Linked DNA regions of Homo sapiens: all the other regions are linked to region 2. The links are chromatin loops, found by intact Hi-C in ENCODE. Cell type or tissue: gastrocnemius medialis. All regions are shown on one strand.

Region 1 (2,500 bases), 230 kb before region 2:
TTTCAATGCATGTATAGATTGCATAATGATCAAATCAGAGTCATTACCATATCCATCACATTAAACACTTATCATTTCTTTGCAATGATAACATTCCAAATCTCTTATAGCTATCTTGAAATATCCACTACACTGTTATTTGCTGCAGTCACCCTACTGTGTAACAGAACACCAGAACTTATTCATTCCAAGTGTAACTTTGTACCCACTGAACAGCCTCTCCTGTTCCCTTACATCCTTGACCTTTTTTTTTTGGAGACGGAGTTTTGCTCTTGTCACCCAGGCTGGAGTGCAATGGTGCGATCTAGGCTCACTGCAGCCTTCGCTTCCAGGGTTCAAGTGATTCTCCTGCCTCAGCCTCCCAAGTAGCTGGGATTACAGGCGCCTGCCACCACGCACAGGTAATTTTTGTATTTTTAGTAGAGGCAGGGTTTCCGTCTCTACTCATAGTAGAGACCATGTTAGCCAGGCTGGTCTCAAACCCCTGACCTCAGGTGATCCACCCACCTCGGCCTCTTGAAGTGCTAGGATTACAGGAGTGAGCCACCGTGCCCAGCCCCTTATATCCTTGACTTTTAAAAGTTGACATCATAGAGAACAACCAAAGCATACCAACTGGTGATTGGTGCCTGTCAGACACATAATCCTATATTTATTTGAAGAGGGCTGATCCATGATAGTATTGTACAGTTCATCTTCAAGTGAGGAAACATGGGAAACTACAAAAGATTACAGAAGAGTAGAGAGGATGGACCAACATGGAGTCAATTCAGAATCCAGGACACAGGCAAAAGGCTAATGATCTTTAGGTTTCCATGACAACCAGAGGTGGCTTTACCATGATGCTAATGAAACAAGCTTCTGGGCCTCTCACTTCCACTGTCCCCTTCCCAGGCCCTGCTCCTAATTTTGTATTTGTAGTTTTGTATTCTTTTCCTTAAAAAGAGACCTCAAGTTGTATAAACCTTGGACCCCACAAAACCTAATGACAACCCCAGGCATGACTTGCATACCAGCCACCAAGCCTAGACCCAGTGCTCTGAAAACCCTTTCCTGGCAGCCCTGATAATTCTCTGAGTTTGGTAATTAGAGTGGGTGGCAGATTAAATTACCATGTTGCTTCCTAGCTAGGCTGGGAGAGCTGTGGCCTGACATAGAAGCCAGTGGGTGTCACATGGAACAAGTGCTCAGCTATCTCACACTCTGCTCTCTGTGGGGGCACGTGACCAAATTCATTACTAATGCTGAGCTGATCTGGTTACCTTGATTGACACTAAGTGATTTCAGCCCGGGCTATATTTGTCTTCGTGGGGAAAATGCCACGGAGCTGAAAGGCTATTTCCCCCTCCAAATACATTTGGGGCTGTCACTGTGGAGTTACGCACCCTGACATCAAAATCAGACCCACAGGCTTTGGAAGACAGAAAATGACATCATGGGCAAAAAATGGTGTCAGCTTAGCTTTGTTTTTCCATTCTTTTTCTGAACTCTGACAGAGAAGTAGTTTGTCTAGAATTTGAAAAGGCTTTCAGGCAAGGAAAAGGAAGAGTTAGTCGGAGCTGGACTTGTTTGCCAACACAAAAAATAGTTGCCAGGACATATTTCTCTGTCCTCATGATTCCACTCTGTTACTATGAAGCTTAATTTTAAAATGCTTTTATTTGTTAGGGTTTTGGTATCTAATGAATCATTTAACCTGTTATTGAATAAAATTTTAAGCTCTTAGAATTAAATACTACTTAATACAACACATTTTTGTTTATAGTACCAAAAAGAAAAATATTACCTACAAGATCCTACCCTTAAGTCTGACCACCTTTTCCCATGGTTGCTAAGCACATAAGACAAGTCTGTGAATGACCTAGTATTATCTTTACAATGCTGTGCTATGTGAATTCTGAATGCGTGTAAGAAATACATCAAACCTAGTAACACAGGCAAAAATTAGATACTGCTAGTCCATAAACTTCAATTAGGAAGTTTAAATTAGACTGAAGGAGAAATTTTAGCCTAAAGATATCAAATAGAGCTATAGTGGCTTAAAGTGAACTATTACCCTACTTCATACAAGTCAAGTATTTTGGATGGAGCAAATGTTTAATTTAACAAGCAGTTGTTTTGATTGATTCCTCTGGACTTAAGAATAACAAAGGGAATGTAAAAAAAATAAAGTAAACCACCCTTTATCATTGTTCTTGTCCTCATGCATGCTCTGGTTCTCTCTTTACTGCTGGCGTAGAGGAAGGGGACCCTCTTGCAGGTTCACAACCTGGTGGGTTTGGGTGCAGAGATGTGATGAAGCTTGTTCTAACTATCTGCCTGCAGTAGTTACTCATATCAGACTGGGTCAGGTGAGCAGGGAGGCAGAGCTACCGTTTAGCTTCAAATCACAAAGTTATAACTCCCGAATCTGCTCCTCCTCCTCTCTTGAATTTCTGCCTTCTTTCCAGGGAAGATGACAATGAGATGGGATGGGTTTTGACAGAGAAATGGGAGGGAG
Region 2 (2,500 bases):
TGACAAAGAAGCAAAAAACAGGACCCCCTTTTAAAGCACCTCATCCCGGAGCTCAGCGAGCCGGTTCCCAGGCTGGAGTGGCCAGGAGCCGAGCCGATCCCCAGCGGCGAAGCGGGAGGACTGGGAATCTTGCCTCCGTTCTCCTCCCCGACCACCCACCGGGGAAGCCCCACCACCGTCCTAGAGTCCCTGCCGTCGCCCCTCTCCCCCGCCCCGGTGGGCAGACTGCGGGTCTGCGCCGTCCGGGGTTCTGCGTCGCAGCTGCCGGCCGGAGTCAGCTTCCATAGAGGCCACACGGAACTGCCTGGCGCTCCTCGGGCTGTGGGACCCGTGGGGTTAAGTCTGAGTCCCCGCCCGGCGAGGAGCAGAGAGCGCAGAGTTGGGGCGGTACAGGCCGCCAGGCAGCCGGCGGGGCTAGGAGAGGGAGGAAAGGCGGGATCCTCCGGGAAGTCGATTCTCCGGCGTCCGCCTGCGGCCACTGCCAAATCTTCCCCATTTCTTTCGTCTACTCCCTCCCCTTTTCCCTCGAGGACCGCTGAGTCCAGAGTTTCTAGGATGGGGGTGGGGCGCTGTCAGCAGAAAAAGCCAAGTCTTTGGGCGGCACCCGAGCACGTCCAAACTCTCCCATCCCACTGGCCTGCGCCGGGGTAGAATGTGCCCGGTGAACAGAGAGCCTGGGAGGGACGCGGTGACCTGGGGAGAAGGGGAACCCTGTAGGGTCTGGGCGAGGCTGCAGAGCCCTCTCCTAGCCAAAGCTGCCCAAACTTTCTTCCCCTGGAGTCTCCTTCCACCCCTCTCCCTCCCCTTCCTCCTGGACACCCCCTTAAACGGTCTCCGCCTTCCCTTCTCTCCTCTTCTCTCCCCACCTCGATCCACCCCTTTTCGTCTTCGCCCGCTCCCCCCGCTCTCCTGTCCTCCTCCTCCCTCCCTCTTTGGGCATCCGCCCCGTCAATCTCCGCCGCCGCCGGCCCCAACCCGGCCCCTCTCCGCCTCCCAGGCTCTCAGAGCGCCCCAGGCTCCAGTAGAGCCGCCCTCAGTTCTGCGCGGAGCGGGGCGATCTGTCAGCGGAGCCGGCCGGGGGGAGCCGCCCGGCCCGCCGAGGCTCGGGTTACCAGTGACTGACAGCGTCTCCATGGCGAATAATTTGACTCCGACTATTGTCTGGCGCTGGCAGGCCCCGGGTCAGATAACCGGACCAATCAGGGCGCGGGCCGCCGCGCCTCATGCCCGCTTAGAATAATATTATTAAGAAAGCTGAGAGCCAGCTAGACGGGAGGGAGAACGAGTGAGAAGCGAGCGAGGGAACGGCGGGCGGGCGCGGAGCATGCGGAGCGGCGCCCCGGGCGGCCCCCGGGCTTGGGCGAGGGCTTGGGCCAGGCGCGCGGGCCGTTGGGGTTCGGAGCTTCGTGGGACCCGCGGCCGGCGCGGGGACGTACGGCAGTGACTCGGGGCTCACCGGGGGCCAGTGCCGGGCCAGGGGGCCAGCCCCGCCCGCGTCTCGGCCCGGACGGCCCGGCGAGGAAGCTCCCATGCGGGACCGCGCGGCCCGGTGAGGGCGCGCGCGGGCGGGCGGGGACGCAGCCGGCACCATGTCCATGCTGCCCACCTTCGGCTTCACGCAGGAGCAAGTGGCGTGCGTGTGCGAGGTGCTGCAGCAGGGCGGCAACATCGAGCGGCTGGGCCGCTTCCTGTGGTCGCTGCCCGCCTGCGAGCACCTTCACAAGAATGAAAGCGTGCTCAAGGCCAAGGCCGTGGTGGCCTTCCACCGCGGCAACTTCCGCGAGCTCTACAAGATCCTGGAGAGCCACCAGTTCTCGCCGCACAACCACGCCAAGCTGCAGCAGCTGTGGCTCAAGGCACACTACATCGAGGCGGAGAAGCTGCGCGGCCGACCCCTGGGCGCCGTGGGCAAATACCGCGTGCGCCGCAAATTCCCGCTGCCGCGCTCCATCTGGGACGGCGAGGAGACCAGCTACTGCTTCAAGGAAAAGAGTCGCAGCGTGCTGCGCGAGTGGTACGCGCACAACCCCTACCCTTCACCCCGCGAGAAGCGTGAGCTGGCGGAGGCCACGGGCCTCACCACCACACAGGTCAGCAACTGGTTCAAGAACCGGCGGCAGCGCGACCGGGCGGCCGAGGCCAAGGAAAGGTACGAGTAAGTAGACCTTCTTCGGCGCCAGCTCCCCGGGGCCCAAGGGAGGGGTTCGCAGGGCTTCTGCCGGTCCCCCGGAGAGGCCTAAACTGGGCCCCCAGGCCCGGCCACAGCCCAGCGGCAGCCCGGCCTGACTTGGACGATGCTTAGGCCTTTCTATGCCGGAGACCCGGCGAGCAGGGATTTGTCTAAAGCGGGCAGAGCAATTCAGGAAGTTGTCAACTAACTACTCGGTCGCTAGAGGAAAAGGGTGGAGAAGCAGAGAGCTTCGGGGCAGCGCAGAACTGTGGGCCTGTATCCCCTGTGAGGCAGGCACAGTAGGTCTGGTCATCCTCAGGACAGAGGGGT
Region 3 (2,500 bases), 470 kb before region 2:
GAAGCACAATAAAGCAAAATGCAATACAATGAGGTATCCCTGTATTCTTAAATTCTTGACTTGGTTTACTGTTGTGGGGGTTTTTGTTGTTGTTTTTACTCAGAGTATTTTGGCAATGTATATGTGTTGAAAATCATTCTTATTGCATTACACATTTAAATGTTAGGCTAAAGAAATAATATTTGCTTTAGAGAAATTCAAGTATATCTCTACTTTAAATCTGTAATTATAAATGTGGTTATTAGAAGAAAGCATTTCTCCTATCACCTGCAATGCTTGCACTAACTAACCTTTTGTGATTGATTTCTTTAAATAATAAAGGTTTATGTGAAGGCCTTGGAATCCCCGTCTCTTCTGGGAGAAAAATAGATTGTGTAACGCCAGCTCAGCGTTCTCTAAGCTTGCTTTGCAAGGAGCTATTGTCACTATATATTAGATGTAGTAATAAAGGATGTGAAAAAGACTTGAATGATCATGTGTTGAACTTGATGTTCACAGTAGATAAGTAGATCTTATGTCTGATTAGAGAAGTGGTACAAATCAGCGACTGGAGAATCTGAGAGTCACTTGCAAGAGATGACTTTTGTTTCCAGACCTTGAACAGCTTAACATGGAAACAGGCATAGGATTTTCTTTGATGGTCTTAATATTTTCACTTAATGAATTTATATTTCATCTAACCTGTATGAGAAGGTGACACTGATTAGCTTCCATGTGTTTTGAAAATGGAAGCAGTTCATATATATATAAAGACTCAGTGTAAATATGCTACTGGAGAGGGAGGCTGCCTTTAGAACTATTCATAAGAGTTGTAATAGTTATCTTTTTTTTCTAGCTAAATCTATCTTATAAACGAAATTAGATGTGAATTTTTATTGATATTTGGTAAAAAAAAAAAGGACAATAAATGACGAACAAGTAAAATCATGACACAGTTAAAGGAATGTTTGAAATTAACTCTAAAGTTTCTTGAGCATGGATTGTAATGGTCAAGAAAGGGATGTAATTAGAACTATGGTGTGTTAAGAGACAAGCAGTTGGGACAGAAGGAGGATCACTTGCCAGGGCAATCTTGCAGTCATATTCAAGGCCACATGAGTATATTCATTAGCCAAGTAACTTGATCTCTGGTTGCATTAAGATATGATTCTGCTGGGCGCAGTAGCTCATGCCTCTAATCCCAACACTTTGGAGGGGTGAGGCAAGAGGATTGCTTGAGCCCAGGAGTTCAAAGCTGCAGTGAACTGAGATGGCACCACTGCACTCTATCCAGGGTAACAGAGTGAGACCCTATCTCTAAAAAAAAGGAACTTTAAAAAAGGAGGTAATTCCGTCACTTGTTCATTATTTGGGGGATCGAGTTCTAATAAGCATATTTGACATATAAATATATTTGTAATAATGCAGAATTATTTAAAACAAGGTTTTGCTTCCTCTGTGAAGCATGAGGTATCCTATTATGCTTTACGTAAAGAATGAAGAATGAATAGGTAATCATGTAAGTATAGGGAGTAAACGTTTTATTTGTTTTTCCAAATCTATAATCCTGTCAAACTACTTTGTGTTCAAGAATGCCTAGGAGTTCTGATGACATAATTCATGAAATTTTGCATTTACTTTTTGTGTGGGGAAAAAAGAGAACTTTGAAATTTAAATTGTTGGCCTTTTTTAGAGGGATGATGAGGAGGGACAGGATTAAGTACTTACATTATGAGAAACTAATGTAAGTAATTATTAGGTACTGCTTTTCACATTAAGTCATACTTGTTTTCTGATTCTGTTTTTTCAGTTTCCATAGCAAGGCGTGTACAAGATCCATTAGCTGAGCTAGTGAAAATTGAGCCAAAGCACATTGGAGTTGGAATGTATCAGGTAAAGCTATGTGGATCATTTAATTTATGAAATCCATCAATACAAGGAGCAGTACTCAAACCTGGGATAGTAATTAAGTGTCTGTGGGAGTAGATTCCCATTTTCAAGGTTATACAGTTTGTGGAAAGTAGGAGTTTTAAGTCATCAGGGAAGGAGGGAATTATTTTTGTCATTGTTGTTCTCGTGTTAATGATTTTGATTAAGACTTAGAATTGACTGTGGTCAGATTGAAAGACTATGAAAACACTAGATGAAACTAATAACTAATTTGGAGAGAGAGCCTCTTCTTTTAACATTATTATAAAAATGGTGGTGCTATCTAAAATAATTACAATAGTGATATCATGCATTGAACTTGATCTTCACAGTAGATAAGTAGATCTTATGTGTGATTAGAGAAGTGGTAGGTAATAATAGTACTCGTTTTTGTTGTTACTGTATTTTTAATTCTTGAGGTTGTATGTGTTCATTGGGCAATTCAAGACAGCACTAAACCTTGGCAGAGTGAATTTATGGTGATAGCAAAATGGTATGTGGGGAAGTTGTCTCCAGAAGGCTTGGGTCACATTGTTTTCCTCCTTGTCAAAAGCTATTAAATGTGAAATAGAGTATTTCCTTCTGTATAATT

What was found. A loop is a pair of places that touch in the nucleus more often than their neighbours do. Peaks named below come from ENCODE experiments on the same cell type or tissue, not always from the same donor. Only the 100,000 strongest peaks of a DNase experiment are listed, where the experiment ranks them.
Region 1: it touches region 2 in a loop (4-fold over the local background); 4 of 110 quality-filtered maps call a loop at or near these places.
Region 3: a loop joins it to region 2, with 4 times the contacts of the local background. A loop is called at or near these places in 2 of 110 quality-filtered maps.

Annotation. Positions count from the first base shown.
Region 1 is chr2:45,241,331-45,243,830 of GRCh38, reverse strand. The region is part of intron 1 of LINC01121 (long intergenic non-protein coding RNA 1121); the gene reads left to right. Among named protein-coding and RNA genes, the nearest start is that of LINC01121, 12 kb to the left of the region's middle. In gastrocnemius medialis, no CTCF peak of the experiment used is centred here; a DNase peak (open chromatin) is centred at 1,200; H3K27ac peaks cover 2,500 bases.
Region 2 is chr2:45,008,200-45,010,699 of GRCh38, reverse strand. SIX2 (SIX homeobox 2) reads left to right here and starts at 1,248. Exons shown (of 2, transcript NM_016932.5): 1 at 1,248-2,149. The coding sequence starts at 1,590. RefSeq lists enhancers at 176-775, 1,780-2,500. In gastrocnemius medialis, no CTCF peak of the experiment used is centred here; DNase peaks (open chromatin) are centred at 409, 1,009 and 2,104; H3K4me3 peaks cover 2,500 bases; H3K27ac peaks cover 2,500 bases; H3K27me3 peaks cover 233 bases.
Region 3 is chr2:45,476,365-45,478,864 of GRCh38, reverse strand. SRBD1 (S1 RNA binding domain 1) reads left to right here. Exons shown (of 21, transcript NM_018079.5): 16 at 1,790-1,872. Among named protein-coding and RNA genes, the nearest start is that of SRBD1, 130 kb to the left of the region's middle. In gastrocnemius medialis, no CTCF peak of the experiment used is centred here; a DNase peak (open chromatin) is centred at 1,134.